2 separate regions of the Mus musculus genome follow, and region 2 is linked to region 1. The links are chromatin loops, found by intact Hi-C in ENCODE. Cell type or tissue: gastrocnemius. All regions are shown on one strand. Links, peaks and the distances in the headings refer to the core of each region. The heading gives the core; the rest is flanking DNA. Region 1 has its middle 40 kb from the start of H2-M10.4. Region 2 overlaps Gm33257 (a long non-coding RNA gene).

Region 1 (8,373 bases), core at 172-8,171:
TCCTCTGTGCTGGTAATACCATGTGCTGGGTGTTATAAACCCAGGGCTGTCACAAGCAATGCTTTGACTCTATCAACTGTGATAGAATAGCACAGAGATCTGTTGTGGGACAACAAGAGAAATAGTTCCTACTACTGTCAGTGACAGTTGACAGCAGAAAACACCAGACTCATACACAGATCTGAGAATAAGTATAATTCCTGTTGAAACATGAATGGCAACATGACACAATTTAACATTAGACTCAGGCCTGAACAGGCTAAGTGCCCACATGAAAGAACAGCACAGACACTGGACAAGGTCCTAAAATTGCCTGAGATCTTTTGACCACATGATCCATTGAAAGAATAGGGATAAAGGAATACCAAATAGACAGAGGTGGTAAGGTACAATGTGAAAGCCCAGGTGGACCCAGCAACAACTCTGCATAGCCCAGGCTTCGCTTGACTTCATACTGCAACCAGTGCCATATAGGCAAAAGATTTATCACAAAAAGCCAGGCAGTTTCTGTCCTTACCTGTTCTCAGCAAAATCTCCTTCCCATAATCCTACCAACCTCCAAATAAGTCTTCACAAACTGTGTATAATTTGACTCCTCATACACTTGTTTGAGCATCTCAACTGATTTGCCAACGATGGCCCTAATTCAGCATGATGTAATTGTGGTCATTGAAGGCTATTTTGAAGAATTATGACTAAAGTATCCTCGAGGCAACACATCACAACCATACTTCCTCTGGATTGTGTGATATTCTGGACAAGACCCCTCTGTCAGCCATTCCAACAGGCCAAAAACCCTTGATTAGGCCCTCAGTAGACTAAGTCCCTCCCCTATGTCCTTTCTAAGTGGCCTGGTTTGGTCTTAAAGTGCACAGAAATTCAGGAGAGTGCCCCTTGGCTCTCTTGAGTGATGGGTTGCATTTTCCAGGATAAACTTTGGACATGGGGAACTCTGGCAACCCCATGGAGAGCTATAAATTTGGGATTTCTGATCATTTACCAGTTATGCTATTGTTGTAGATGTGGAACAGTTTCTGAAGTTACTTTCTGAAAACACAGAGCCTCCTGTGTTTTCTCCTCCCAGTACTCTGACTTCTACTGATCCATCCATGGTGCACATGTTCCATCCTTGAGTCCCTGCTCTGCTGTTGATTCTTCCAACTGTATATCATCCACAAAGTCAACAGTGATGAACGGGTGCTCCAGGAAGTGAGGCCAAGGCAAGAGAATTTGGAAAAAGCAAACACAGTGTAACACTAGGTACAGTGGAATTTTAGATGTTGACCCTACACTAGGACCCCATGGTGCTCAACAACCTGGCCACTGAGGATAGCTGGGATTAGGGAACAAGGGGCAGGGCAGCATGTAAAATGGAGAAAGTAGCAGGAGGTCTGTCTGGGCTAGGGAGAAGACAGACTTTCCTGGTACTGCTCCCCTTGGGATGGAGTCCTTTTCTTTCTCACATTGAGTTCTTTTCTCTATGAACACCCCCACTCACCCTCTGGATGGCTAGTCAGGGTCAGCACAGCCAAGAGTAGCATGAGAGAATCTGTGACATACATCTTCATCCTATTTGAAGAGTGGAGACAGAGACTCTGCTATTATGTGTTCATTTCATAATCTTGAAAGGAGGAGCCTAATTGGTTTGTCTTAAGAATTCCCAAAGGTAGTGATAGAGGATATTTGGTTGGGTCATGGAAAAATGAATGCCTAGAAGAGAACTCTCTAGGGCCCTGCCTCTACAGCTCAGATCCAGCTCTGGAGCCTGGAATCCTAGAGAAAAAGTTATTTACCCTGATATTGTCCCCCTCATTCTGGCCACAATATCCTCTGAGTCTAGGTCAGAAGTCACTGAGTCAGGAAGCTTCAAACATTGAGTTATCTGGATATCTACAGAATCTTACAAATTGTTTACAAATATTTGTCTGGCTTATAGCAATCAACATTCACAAAGTTGGGAATTGAAAATTCTGAGACATTCCATCTAATAAACACATGAATAATTATGTTTACAAAAGGTAACAACTATTTTCCAAAATCTAATGATATGGTGACAATAATAGATGTTGATATTTCTGCTGTCCTTGTCTTCATCTTTCCCACTAGAGATCCCTTCTATACTGATTCTTTTTAACCTTTTAATTTTATGTGTAGTTTGAAAATGAAACTTCACAGAAATGTACAAGTAGAATATTGTTAGACTCACTTTTTTATTCATGTGTTTGATTGTGTGTCTGTGTATGTGTGGATATTGGGAATTAGAGTTGTCAGTGGAGGCCAGACGAGAAACTCTGGAGGAGAATGCACAGATGGTTGTGAGCTCCTAGACTTCAGACTCTGAGTCTGATCCTCTGTACAGTATAACCATCTCTCCAGCTACAGGGGGAATGTGTCTATAAACACCTTCAGATCATCTTGTTCTTTTTGAGTCTCACCAGGACTCCACATGCCTCTTCATTCTGAGTGCTGAGATTAAAAGCATTGGTCACAGACTGGAGAGATGACTAGCGATTAAGGGCACTGACTGCTCTTCCATAGGTCCTGAGTTCAATTCCCAGCAATCACATGGTGGCTCACAACCATCTGTAATGGATCAGATGCCCTCTTCTGGTGTGTCTAAAGATAGCTACAATTTACTCATATAAATAAATTAAATTAATTAATTAATTAATTTTTTAAAAAGCATTGGTCACTACCCTAGTTAAATGTAGATTTTGACCTCTAATATGTCACTAGGCTGACACAGGTGCTACCTACAGTCTGCAATGTGAAACATCATTGAATCTGTAGAATGCTGTATCCATGCTCTTGGGTGAGACTTGTTCACAGGGTGGATGTTGTGGATTTTACATTTTTAAGGTTTTTTTAATTATTTATTACTTATTTAATGTAGATGTGTACACTCTAGTTGTCTTCAGACACACCAGAAAAAGAGGGTATTGGGTCCCATTACAGATGATGGTGAGCCATGATGTGGAATTGAACCCAGGACTTCTAGAATAGCAGTTGGTGCTCTTAACTGTTAAGCTATCTCTCCAGCCCCATTTCATTTACTTTTAAAAAGGAGAATGTTGTTACATTCAGAAGTCTTTCCTTGTTCATACTTGTAAGTAAACATTATCAAATCTCATTTACTAATATTACTTCAAATTTTTCTAGAGGAATCTGTAAGCATTTGACTTGGTTAAGGTTATGGTCATGGATTCAAACTGGAAATGTTCTCCTGAGAGCTTAGTGTTTATCATTGCTGTAGTGGGCTGCAGAAGGGTTAAAAAAGGGACACTTTATATTATAGTAGAAATATCATAGGGTTCTTAAATATGTTGCAAATACCTACTTGGTGAGCAGGATGAAGTTATCTACCTACCCTGTGTGGCAAAGGCTGCAGGTTTCACCTTTGGACAGATATTGTTTACTTAGGGAACTTTCCTTTTGAGAAGGTTCCAGGCATGTCTTTCACTCTATTTGGATGAAGGGAGTCTATATTGGTAGATACACAGATATGGTAGATTAGCATGAGCCTGGGATCTGAGGTGCTGTGGTCCCATGCTTGAAGATGGTTCTTTTATGAATTAATTATTTTATTTATTTACATCCCAAATGCTGCTCCCCTCCTCATCCCTGCTTGAGATGCCCATGAGGATGGCTCTTGATCTTGCATGATGACCCAGGTTACTCTGGATCCTGCCTTTGTTTGGCATAGTGGAGCAGGATCCTCAAACACATTCAGTGATGGGAGCTGTGCTGGCTGGTTTTGTGTATCAACTTGACACAAGCTGAAGTTATCACAGAGAAAGGAGCCTCCCTTGAGGGAATGCCTCCATGAGATCTAGTTGTAAGGCATTTTCTAAATTTCTGTCCTGACTTTCTTTGGTGATGAAAAGCAGTATGGAAGTGTAAGTAAACAAACCCTCCCTGCCCCCAACTTGCTTCTTGTTGTTTATCATGATGTTTGTGCAGGAATAGAAATCCTGAATAAGACAGAAGCTGAAGAACGATCTGCCTGCACTGCTTCCATTATTCTTTCTCCACCATCTAAACCTCTGGCTGTGCCTTAGTTTGGGTTTTAATGCTATAAAGAGACTCTGTGATCAAGGCAACTCTTATAAAGAACAACATCTAATTGGGGCTGGCTTACAGTTTCAAACATTTTCATCAAGACAGAAAACATGGCAGCATCCTGGCAGGCATGGATCTGGAGAATGAGCAGAGAATTCTACATCTTGTTCCAAAGACAAACAGGAGAAGACTGGCTTCCACGTGGCTAGGAGAAGGGTCTAAAAGCCCACCCCAAGAGTGGCATACTTCCTCCAACAAAGCCATACCTACTCGAATAAGACCACACCTCCAAATAGCAATGAAAGAAAGATGACATTTCAAGACCTGTAAGTCATATAAAATACTCAGAAATTGCTGGTTATTTGTGAGCCTAGAGGCTGCCTGGGGCTGAGAATAAAGAAAAACAAACCTGGGCATGCCCATAGTTAAAGCATTCCTGGGAACAGCTTGACCATAAAGATAAAGAGGAATGTGAGGACGTAACAGGGCTATCAGAACTGAGTCAAACTGACCAGATACTCTGCTAGCATTGATAAACATCCAAATCACAGAACTCCTGCACATATTCTTTCTGCTGATGTTTGAATAAGCCAATAGTGTGTCGCTATGCTGATTTCCGCACCCCTAAGCCCTTTACCCCATAAAAACCCCTAGCTTTCGAGCCTTGGGGTCGAATCCACTGTCTCCTGCGTGAGATATGTTTCGACCTGGAGCTCCGTCATTAAACTGCCTCATGTGTTTGCAGCAAGAAGATTCTCGTGTTTCTTTGGGTGCACTCTCTCTCCTGAGACTAGAGTGGGGGTCCCCGAAAGGGGGTCTTACAGCAATACTCCCTAGGTCAAGGATATTCAAACCACCACAGACTGTATCCTGGTACTCTCTCCCTCACTGGGTGAAACCACAAAGTAAATGTTGTTGATTTAGCTAAAAATAATGACCTAAAACTTTAGGATCCCAGATTTGTATAGTAAGATGTAGAGAAACAGAGATATTGTTGGCAAGTGATGGCAACCAGACTCTGCTGGACCAGACACCCAGTAGGTGAAAAAACAGGAGAGGACCAGGGCAGGGGCCTGCCTGGATGAGGTAGGAGGAGGGTCTGATTGGGAAAGCAGAGAAGCTTCTTAGCTGGCACCCTTGCTCAGCTCTGCAGAGGATTTTCCCTCTGGACCCGACACTTCCTCATATGTCTGCTGTCACAATAATGTGGGACATGGAAGAGAAGACATTTCTTCAGCATACTGCAAGGTGATTCGGGGTGGGCAGGAATAAGAGCACCCAAAGCCAAGGCAGCCACTGGCTTCAGGGAGAGAGAAAGGCAAAGGTTCATCACCATGACTGCTGGGTCACGGCTGAGTCTGCACTGCTCTCATTTTAGCTTACAATCTAGACCACAGTGAGGCTGAATATTTCCCCTAAAACTGCCCAGTGTGAGTGGCAGGGATCTGTTGTGTTGGGTAATGGAAAATTAGCTCCAGGGAGCAGCATCTCTAGTGTACTGATTCCCCCGCATAAGATCCAATGCTGGGGCCCATTACCTTAGAGCAGTGTCTGGGGACACATTGCTTTAACCTGATGTCTGTCCTCATGGTCCTTATAACTACATGCCTAGATGCCAGGAAGTCAGCATTTATCAAATGCTTTGACATCAGGATCTTTACACTGATCTAGAAATTATATGGATTTTCAAAATGGCTAAGATAAAAAAAAAAAACTCAAGTTAAGAGCCCATATTGGTGAGAATGTGATGAAAAAGGAACACCCCTCAATTGCTGGTGGGAGTGAAAACTCAGAAAATCACTCTGGAAATCAATCTGGCAGTTTCTCAGAAAGCTGGAAACACCTGAAGACCCAGCTAAACTGCTCCTGGGTGTATACGCAAAAGATTCTCCACCATACCCCAAGGACATGTGCGCCAATATGTTCATAGAAGCTTTAGCCATAATAGCCAGAAACTGGAAGCAACCCAGATGTCCATCAATCAAAGAATGGACACAGAAAATATATCCAAGGAATACTACTCAGCTATTTAAGACAATAACATCATGAAACTCACAGGCAAACACAAAGTAAATGGAAGTGGAAAATATCATCCTGAGTGAGATAACCCAGGCACAAAAGGACATGCATGGTATGTACTCACTGATAAGTGGATATTAGCTGAAAAGTTCAGAACACCTATGATACACCACACAGACCCAAAGAAGTTAAACAAGAGGGAAGGTTCAAGTGAGGATGCTTGAATCCTACTTAGAAGGGGAACTAAATAGTCATGGGAGGCAGAGAGAGCAAGAGATCTGGGTGAGAGAGGACAGGGAGACAGGAAGGGGGGGCAGGACCAGGCATGGGGAGAGACAGAAGAGAGCCCCAAAGGTCCAGGAGAATAAATGGAAATCTGCAGTTGCTGGGGCTGGGGGATTCTCTAGGAAGTCCCAGAGACCCAAGATGAGTGAGGCTCCAGGTGGCCTTAGCCAAAATGCTCAACAGTGGGGATACAGAAACTGAAGAGACCACGTCCAATAGACACTCAGTGGAGGAATGGGGACACCAAACTACCTACAAGACTTATGACCCCAAATTGGTCCTTTCTAAGACAAATGCAGGGACAAAGATGGAGCAGAGACTAAAGGAATGGCCAACCAACGACTGGTCCATTTTGAGATCTATCCCATGGGCAGGTACCAATCTCTCACACTATTAATGATGCTATGTTATACTTGCAGACAGGAACCTAGAATAGTAGCCCTCTGAGAAGCTCTACCCAGCTGCTGACTGAGAAAGATGCAGACACCCACATTAGACAATCATTGGACAGAGATCAGGGCCACCTAAGGAAAAGTTAGGGGAAAGGTTGAAGGACTTCAAAGAGATGGCAAACCCACAGGAAGACCAAAAGCTCAAATAACCTGGATACTTGGGAGCTCCCGAAGACTGAGCCACCAACCAAAGATCATACACTGGCTGTCCCAAGGCCCCCAGTACATATGTAGCCAAGAGCTGCCTTGTCTGACCTCAGTGGGAGAGGATGCACCAGGGTGGGGGGATGCAGGGTGAAGGCTGCCTTCTCAGAAGCAAAGGGGAGGGGAGATTTGGGGAAGAACTCTTCAAGGGAGGACAGGAAGAGGGAACAGCATTTGGAATGTAAATAAATAAGTAAATAAATAAATAACTTTTTTTAAAAAAAAGAAAAGAGAAATATGGATTTCAATAGTAATTATACTTTTGTGGATATCAATCCGTAATTGCCATGTTAAGAACTCAGAATTGCTGGGAAGTGATGGTACACAGCTTTAATCCCAGCACTTGGGAGGCAGAGGCAGGTGGATTTCTGAGTTCGAGGCCAGCCTGATCTACAGAGTGAATTCCAGGACAGCCAGGGCTATACTGAGAAACCCTGTCTCGAAAAAAAAAAAAACTCATAATTTTGAGACATTTGCTTTATGAAGATTTTATTATCTGATTGTATGCAGACTATTTCAAGAGAAAAATAGCTATTTTCCAAATTACAGTGATATGATAAATAATAACTAGAATGTTAACTTTTGTGCATGTTCTCACCTTTTCCATTTGTATATCCTTGCTTAGCTTTCTGGATGTTTTGAAAATCAGGAATGTACCTGTTCACAGAAATATGTCAAAGGGATAATTTATACACATTCATTTTTCAGTCCCCCACCTTCACCTTGTGTTTGCTTGCCAGTATTACAGTTGCCTTTAATGGCCAAAAGAGGGCGACAGAAACCATGAAGTTTCAGCAACTTGTGATCTGGGAAGCCTGAATGATCAAAATACACAAGAGCAACCAGTGACCCTCACTTCTGAGCCCTCTCCCCGGATCAAAGAGGATTTGTTTTCATGAGCATCTTCAGAGGAACGTAGTTTTTTGTTGTTGTTGTTGTTTTTTTGATACAGAGTCTCACCATGTATCCCTGGCTGGCCTGGAACTCTATGTAAACCCAGCTGACATCCAACACTGAATAATACACCTGCACCTTAACTCAGTGTGCTGGGCTTAAAGGCATGAGCTCCCACACTGACTCACTGTGGATCTTTACATGGACACTTCAATAAAGTGGCACAGGTGGGATTGTTCAAGGTCATTTAACCGTGAACCTGAAGCATCAATATCTTCATAGTCTTCATAGTCTGCCTCCTTCCTGCCTACCATTCTATTTCTGTTGCCTGGGGCCTACCCCCACCCATCCCCTCCCTAGCTACCTAAGCTCTGCAGGTATTAAAAATGAAACCCACATACATCAATCATCAAAGCTAACGTCCACAAATGAAGGAAACATGCAATATTCACATTTTCTG
Region 2 (8,373 bases), core at 93-8,092, 110 kb after region 1:
TATATCAACCCCTATGCAGTCAGGCTTGTCCCTCAGGGAACCCAGAAAAATGTTTTTAGTTTTTGCTTTACATTCCCTTGCAGTGCTTTGCCTCACAGCCCAAGCAAAAACTTAGATCACCAGTCAGAGGGGTTCTGGATGGCCCCTTGCTACTTGGTGCTGGGGCTGGAGTCGCCTTCCTTAGGTTGGGTGGAGATGGCCTTTGGGAACACCCTGGAGGGAATAACAACCTCGTCTCCAATCTCTTGGTCCTCAGTAGCTAACTTATGATAATATACTTGGATAGGTTTTGCTGCCAAATCATCTATCTGATGTTTCAGAAAACTGGTAAGTCCATTAAGGGCCCAGGGACCAAAAGAAAGAAGCAAAAACAATCCAACTAACGGTCCCAAAATGGAAGGAAATAAGATTGACAACCACAGAGAGGTTGAAAACCAATTTTTATACCAGCTCTCTTCTTTTTCTCTCTCTTTCTCTCTGTCTTTTTTTCTAAGCCTTCTCTTACTTTTCTCATGCTCTCTTTAACCATTCCTGTTTTATCTACATAAAAGCAACACTCTTCCTTAAGAGCTGCACACAGTCCTCCCTGCTGTAAAAAGAATGAGTCAAATTGGTAGAGGTCTTACAAGGGGTCCAAACAACATCATTTCTCTCTGAGAGGTCCATCCAAGTGTAATTCCAAAGGAGGTGCCTATTATTAGGAGATTTGGGGGCGGGAGGCAGTTGAAGGTTGGTGGTTATTCTAGTCAGCCACAAGATCATGAGTATCTTCGTCTGGAGCAGCATCTGAAAAAGAAAAGAGATTTGTCTCAGGAGGAGATGATTGCTCCATTCTGGACACAGACGGGTTTACAGCTTTTAGTAGTCTCTCTGGTAGCCATCTTGGGCCAGCATTTTTATTTATTTATTTTTTGTCATAAATGCAAGAAGACCCTCGTCCCCATATAAGGATGGGATCTGGTCCTTTCCACTGTCCAGTGAAGGGATCTTTCCATTGTGAGAATCTTGTGACTTAGGATGCAACAGGAGGTGAGCTGCCGACCTGTCTTCATTATCCAGGGACAAGAAGTTAAGAACAAAGAGAGCATAATTAAGCCCATTTCGGGGTGTCAAGGGGGAAATAAGCATCTGTAACTTCAGTCAACCACTGAAGCATATTTTTTAGAGTCTGATGGGCTCGTTCTATGATGCCCTGGCCCTGAGGATTATAGGGAAGACCAGTGACATGTTTAATATCAAACTGGGAAGAAAACTGTTGGAACGTGGTTCCTGTATAACTGGGGCCATTGTCAGTTTTAATGATCTGTGATTTTCCTATGGCAGACATGCCCTGTAAAGTATGTGTTATCACATCATGCGATGCCTCTCCAGAAAGGGGAGATGTGTGTATAAATCCACTATAGGTATCAACTATAACGTGCACATATTTTAACCTTCCAAAGGAGGGAAAATGGGTAGCATCCATCTGCCATTGTTCATTAGGGATGAGTCCCCAAGGGTTAACTCCCAGGTGAGGAACCAGCAGCAGAGTGGTGCATCCACCACAGGACTTAACAATTTCTCTTGTTTGATCTCTAGAAATCTTGATCATTTGGCTTAAGGTAGAGGCATTTAAATAATGCAAAGCATGAGCCTGGTTAGCCAAATCTATGGAATCAAGTAGGGCAGGGAATGCTGCACAAGGGGCCTCGTCAGTCAGGGCATTTCCATGCGACAGAGGACTACCCAGGCCAGAATGGGCTCTCAAATGTCCCACAAAAAAAAAAGCCACTGTCCTTTTAATAATTAGGGATTGAATCTCCACAAATAATTTGGAAGCAGTGGAAGCAGGCTTAATATAAGGGATTGTCTCTAAAACAGGAGTAGAATGAGCCAGGTAAGCACTGTCAGTATACAAATTAAATGGGGTCATTGGTAACATTTTAAAAACCTGAAGGACTGCAAACAATTCCACCAGCTGGGCAGAGGAATATGGGGACTGCATTGAAGTAACCCGATCTTATACAACAAAGGCAGCTTTGCCTATTGAGGAACCATCTGTAAACACCAATGAGCCTTCAAGGAGTCAAATTTTGGGGAAAACCAAGGAATGCATCCTAACAAATTGTATAAGGGGATCATTAAGCAGCAGCTGCAAACAGAGCAGAAGGGAGGGAGGGACCTTTGGATTGGCTCAGCCAGTTAGCTGTGGAGGAGGATGCTTACAGAGCAGGGGTTTTAAATGTCTTCAAACTCAAGAATCTCAGGACAGCTGCTAAAAATTAGAAAAATTCTAAAAAACAATACCTAGGGGCCGAGGTAGCTTCGCAAACAGTTCCCCTTAGTAACTCCTATTACCCTATGCAGGGGAAACACAGCTGGCCCTGGAACTCACTGCCAGCAGAAAAGGCAGCAGAAAAGAAATCCACAATATTCAAATTAATGTCAGTCAGGTCAAATACGATGTGATTTGGAGCGACTGACACAGCCTGCACAGAACACATCTCAGGAAGACACATTGCTCCAGGATAGCAGCAACTGTAGGTGCACATGAAAGGCAGGTGCAGGGGCGGGGTGGGGAGGTGTTAGATCAAGCCATTCATCCTCTAATTGCTGGAGAGCTCTGAGCAGCCGCACTTGCTCATTTCCGGTTTCTACCATGTTGCGCAGAAATGCCACCTCAGCAATTAACTGATGGCGGGCACTGGACATGGCAGACGGATCAAAAACTGCATCTAAAATCCCAAAGGGTTGTGGCAGAAAGATGGGAGTGTAGCAACATTTCTCAGCAGAGGAGCCAGGGCGATTGTGGCGGGTTTGGGTGGAGCTACCTCTCCTATGAGAGCCTCCTCCTCAGCGGGTAGCAGCTCGTTACCAAAATTAATGAGGGAAGGATAAAGGTCAGCCATCCTAATTTCCTCCATAAGTGGAGGCAAGGAAAGATCCATAACATCACTTACAGAGGGTGAAGCGGGCAAGGATCCTTCCCTTAAAGGGGAAGGCGGCACTGTATGAATCGCTAGGTTAGCAGAGGACAGGGGACCAGTTTTTTAAGAAACTGCTCTTCCAGCGACTGCGGTGGTGGAGGATGGGGAGAGGCGGATTCCTTAACAAATCGCTCCCCCTCGGACACTAAATGCTGGGAATCTAAAACTATCATTAATGAGGAACCAGTAGCTAAAGGCAGTAACGGGTATCTTTGTAGATCCAAATGCTTCATAATAATCTTTAAAGCAATCGCCAACTCTGCGCCAGTGTTTCTCATCAATTGTTCCCTTTTGGGGGAACCATGGACAAATATCTCACACAAAATCTAAAAATTATATTAAATACTTTTTATTAACCCTAGTTCTTTGCGTTTTGAGTGACTCCTTGAGCCCTATCACAAAAAGTGACCGTTTCAAAAAAAAAAAAAAAAAAGGGGGGGGGGGTGGCATGTCTTACCGTATTTCTCCTAAGATCTGCGCCCCTTTATTTATTCCTCCCAGACTGTCTCAAGATAGGTTGCTCAGTGGCGTCATGTGGAACCAAAGTCACTTTCTGGCGTTTCTCAAGATGAGAGGTAGGCCTACCCTCCAATGAAGAGCGGCATTCTCTCCTCTGTGATCTCCTGGGGTTCAGGCACCAGTTTGTCCCGACCCGCAGGACAGTTGAACAGGGTCTGGGGAAACACCTGTGGAGAGACTGGAGAACAAGGAAACACAAAGAACAGACAGCAAGTCAAAAAAAAAAAAAAAAAAAAAAAAAAGCCCTCTGATCAAACTGACAAATTTTATTTTTCCCAGGCAGGTTTTATGCCCACAGAAGCAGGATATGGGGAGGGGGATGACGCAGAATCGCTTTGATTCTGGGGGAACCCACCTGTTCCCAAAAGCAGGATATTGGCTAGGTAAAAAGTTCAGCAGGAGGAACAGAACAGAATGAGTTGCTAGGTCCTGTCCACAAGATCTATAGCTATTTGTTCTTAACTGAGGATAGTACTTTCCTACAGGGGCCTCAACATTTCCCACAGAAATCTCAACTAAGCTAGTACTTTTCCACTAGGGCCAAAAATTTGTAAGTAAGCACTTATGGTTGACAAGGCAGTTAACATTTAAACAGGGTCACTCCCTACATATAAATACACACACACATGCACATACTCATATATACATATGCAAAAATGCACATGCATACATATATATACACATAACATATACAAACATATATTTATTCCATGTTCTGTTTCTATAGAGAACCTTAACTAATATTGTCTTACTTTGCAGACTCAGTGTCTGTGAGCCCTGATCCTCATGGCTTTTGTTCAGGACAGAGGGCTCTAAGACACTCTCTCTGTTTGTAATATCAGAGCCTGGATATCAGATGTATAAAGAAAGTCTGGGCATAGCTATAGAGTGAACTGGCCCAAATGATATAGCCAAAAGGTTTTTATGCACACAGACACACACACACACACACATACAAATCCTGGTTGACACCCTTCGGTTAGCAAGAACTGTTAGCAAAGAATGGAGCTACAAAGGCCAAATGTAACATGAGTATAGTCAGGCACTTTCCCAGACCTATGGACTATGATGGATTTGGTTTTGCTCTCATTTTGGCAGGTGTTAGGGGTCTCCATGCTGGATTCTTAGGTCAGAATGGAGCCTCTAACATAGCATCACTTGTGCAAAGGGCTTGGCAGGGTGCTGTTTCAATATGGCCTTGATAGGGGTGACCTTGTCCTAGTCTACAAAACCCACACAAACTCACTGGTGTTCACATGGATAGAACAACTAGACAGGTATGGCTGTGTAGGGTCGTTAAAATTGATTGGGAGGATTCTAAACACCTTTGATTATTTAGCTCCCAAATAAAAGACACAAAACACTTATGTTCATGATAAGCCTTAAAAGCACAAGAGCTGGGAAGATATCAACCTTCTATGCTATTTTATCTACTTCTCTATCAATAACCTGGAGATACGACTTCCCATGTTCCATCTGAGCCTCTCCTACTACAACTGGCTGGCACTCAGAGCCAGGCTTTCATGATCTACCCACCTCAAGAAGTCTCTTCTCCCTTTTTCACTCTCTCCTATTTCCCCTTGTTTTCTCTCCTCAGACCCAAGATAAGCAAATGAAACAATGCCTACATCTCTTCTGCACAACTAAAGACTTTCAGTATGGATGCATCTGGAGGATATCATCCTAAGTGAGGTAACTCAATCACAAAAGAACACACATGATATATACTCAGTGATAAGTGAATATTAGCCCAGAAACTCGGAATCCTTCTTAGAAGGGGGAACAAAATACCCATGGAAGAAGTTACAGAGACAAAGTTCAGAGCAGAGACTGAAGGAACGACCATCCATAGACTGCCTCACTTGGTGAACCATCCCATAAACAACCACCAAACCCAGACACTATGGCAGATGCCAACAAGAGCTTGCTGACAGGAGCCTGATAACAGCTGTCTCCTGAGAGGCTCTGCCAGTGCCTGGCAAATACAGAAGTGGATGCTCACAGTCATCCAGTGGACAGAGCACAGGGTCCCCAATGAAGGAGCAAGAGAAAGTACCCAAGGAGCTGAAGGGTTTTGCAGTCCCATAGGAGGAACCTCAATATGAACTAATCAGTACCCCTGGAGCTCCTTGGGACCACCAATCAAAGAAAGCATATGGTGAGACTTGTGGCTCTAGCTGCATATGTAGCAGAGGATGGCTTAGTCAGTCATCAATGGGAGGAGAGGCCCTTGGTCCTGTGAACTTTCTTTGCCCCAGTATAGGGGAATGCCAGGGCCAGGAAGGAATAGGAGTGGCTTGGTTTGGGAGTTGGGGGAAAAGGGAGGGGATAGGGGATTTTCAGAGGGGAAACTAGGAAAGGGGATAATATTTGAAATATAAATAAAGAAAATATCTAATAAAAAAAGAAAAACTAAAAAACAGAAAAAATTTTTAAAAGGAAAAAGAAAAAGAAAAAAGAGCTAAGTTCAAAGTAGATTCTTTTTATTTATTTATTTATCTTTCAATTTTTTATTAGATATTTTCTTCATTTACATTTCAAATGCTATCCCAAAAGTCCCCTATACCCTCCACCCGCCCTGCTCCCCTACCCACCCACTCCCACTTCTTGGTTCTAGCATTCCCCTGTACTGGGGCATATAAAGTTTACAAGACCAAACGACCTCTCTTCCCAATGATGGCCAACTAGGCCATCTTCTGCTACATATACAGCTAGAGACACAAGCTCTGGGGATACTGGTTAGCTCATATTGTTGTTCCACCTATAGGGTTGCAGACCCCTTCAGCTCCTTGGGTGCTTTCTCTAGCTCCTCCATTGGGGGCCCTGTGTTCCATCCAATAGATGACTATGAGCATCCACTTCTGTATTTGCCAGACACTGGCCTAGCCTCACACGAGACAGCCATATCAGGGTCCTTTCAGCAAAATTTTGCTGGTGTATGCAATAGTGTCTGAGTTTAAATCAAAACAACCTTGAGATTCCACCTCACACCAGTCAGAATGGCTAAGATGAAAAATTCAGGTGACAGCAGATGCTGGCAAGGATGTGGAGAAAGAGGAACACTCCTCCATTGCTGGTGGGATTGCAAGCTTGTACAACCACTCAGGAAGTCAGTTTGGAGGTTCCTCAGAAAATTGGACATAATACTACCGGAAGATCCAGCAATATCTCTCCTGGGCATATACCCAGAAGAAATTCCAATGGCAATAAGAACACATGCTCCACTATGTTCATAGCAGCCTTATTTATAATAGCCAGAAGCTGGAAAGAACCCAGATGCCCCTCAACAGAAGAATGGATACAGAAAATATGGTACATTTACACAGTGGAGTACTACTCAGCTATTAAAAACAGTGGATTTATGAAATTCTTGGACAAATGGATGTATCTGGAGGATATCATCCTGAGTGAGGTAACCCAATCACAAAAGAAGTCATTAGATATGCACTCACTGATAAGTAGATTTTAGCCCAGAAACATAGAACACCCAAGATACAATTTGCAAAACACAAGAAAATCAAGAAGAGGGAAGACCAATAGGTGGATACTTCATTCCTCCTTAGAAAAATGAACAAAATACCCATGAAAGGAGTTACAGAGACAAAGTTTGGAACTAAGATGAAAGGATGGACTATCCAGAAAACCCCACCCAGGGATCCATCCCATAATCAGCCACCAAACCCGAACACCATTGCATATGCCAGAAAGATTTTGCTGAAGGGACCCTGATATAGCTATCTCGTGTGAGGCTATTCCAGTGCCTGGCAAACACAGAAGTGGATGCTCACAATCAGCTATTGGATGGATCACAGGGCCCCCAATGGAGAAACTAGAGAAAGCACCCAAGGAGCTGAAGGGGTCTGCAACCCCTATATGTGGAACATATAGGGGCATAGGGGACTTTCAGGATAGCATTTGAAATGTATATAAAGAAAATATCTAATAAAAAGAATAAATTAAAAAAGAACTACTCCCTCATCCGAGTCTTTTGTTCCAAGAGCTGTATGTAACACTTGGGTCCCGCTGCACTCCTTGCTGGTTTTCCTTCAGCCCAGCCGGATCTGACTCAGATCAGAGTGGCTCCCAGTTACCGAGGGACCTGGAAGGCAAGGCAGAGACTTCATCTCCCTGCCTGCACTCACTTCCTTTCCCTGGAACCCTCGCACCAGTCCTGGACAGAGACATACATGGAAAACCTCTGGTACCCAGGCCCACAGGAGGGGTGACAAGATGATTTAGTGTAGGCTTACATTTTTCTCAACCTGACTTTTAATAGTTTCTTAAATTCTTTAATACCCTTTCTAGCCCACCACCAACCAGAGGTAGTGGGAAAGAAATGTTATTAGGATTCAGGAAAGTGGGCTTGTATAGAGATAGTTGTTTGGAGCAAATCCCATCGACATTGTCAGATAAGCAATTCAGTTCACAAATCAACAACAACAGCTCAGTACACTTTCAAATATTCAGCAATCTACCAGCAGTTCAGTTTGTAGAGTCCAGATACCAAACACCAATCAGCAGTGGTGGCACAAACTTGCAGGAATGACCAGGACTCAGCCAAATTGACACGAGTCAGCAAGAGCGATTAGGACAAGCAGGAACACTAGAAGCTCTCATCTGTGCCTTTCTCAACAAATCGAAGATCAAGAAGTTCTACAGACAAGTCCCTCTGAGAGTCCATGGAGTCCTATTTATACTCCCCCTCCCCCACCAACCATCACATATCTTGCCTCAGCACGTGAGTCTGTCTTAGCAAAATACCACATGAGTTTGTATCAGCTGAAATTACTCTACCAATCATTTGGAGTCCGAGGATAAAACAAGAAGTTGCCAGACTACCAGAAGTCTTTTGGTGTATATCTCTCTATGGACTCCTGAGAAAAGGAGA

The links. A loop is a pair of places that touch in the nucleus more often than their neighbours do. Peaks named below come from ENCODE experiments on the same cell type or tissue, not always from the same donor. Only the 100,000 strongest peaks of a DNase experiment are listed, where the experiment ranks them.
Region 2: it touches region 1 in a loop (4-fold over the local background); 23 of 42 quality-filtered maps call a loop at or near these places.

The regions. Positions count from the first base shown.
Region 1 is chr17:36,417,978-36,426,350 of GRCm38, reverse strand. No RefSeq gene overlaps it. Among named protein-coding and RNA genes, the nearest start is that of H2-M10.4, 40 kb to the left of the region's middle. In gastrocnemius, for the core only: a CTCF peak has its summit at 7,777 (motif pointing right); a DNase peak (open chromatin) is centred at 7,822.
Region 2 is chr17:36,309,843-36,318,215 of GRCm38, reverse strand. Gm33257 (a long non-coding RNA gene) reads right to left here. Exons shown (of 4, transcript XR_385570.4): 3 at 3,424-3,663; 4 at 1-786. Among named protein-coding and RNA genes, the nearest start is that of H2-M10.1, 12 kb to the left of the region's middle. In gastrocnemius, for the core only: no CTCF peak of the experiment used is centred there; DNase peaks (open chromatin) are centred at 2,609, 2,982 and 3,570; H3K4me3 peaks cover 1,179 bases; H3K27ac peaks cover 566 bases.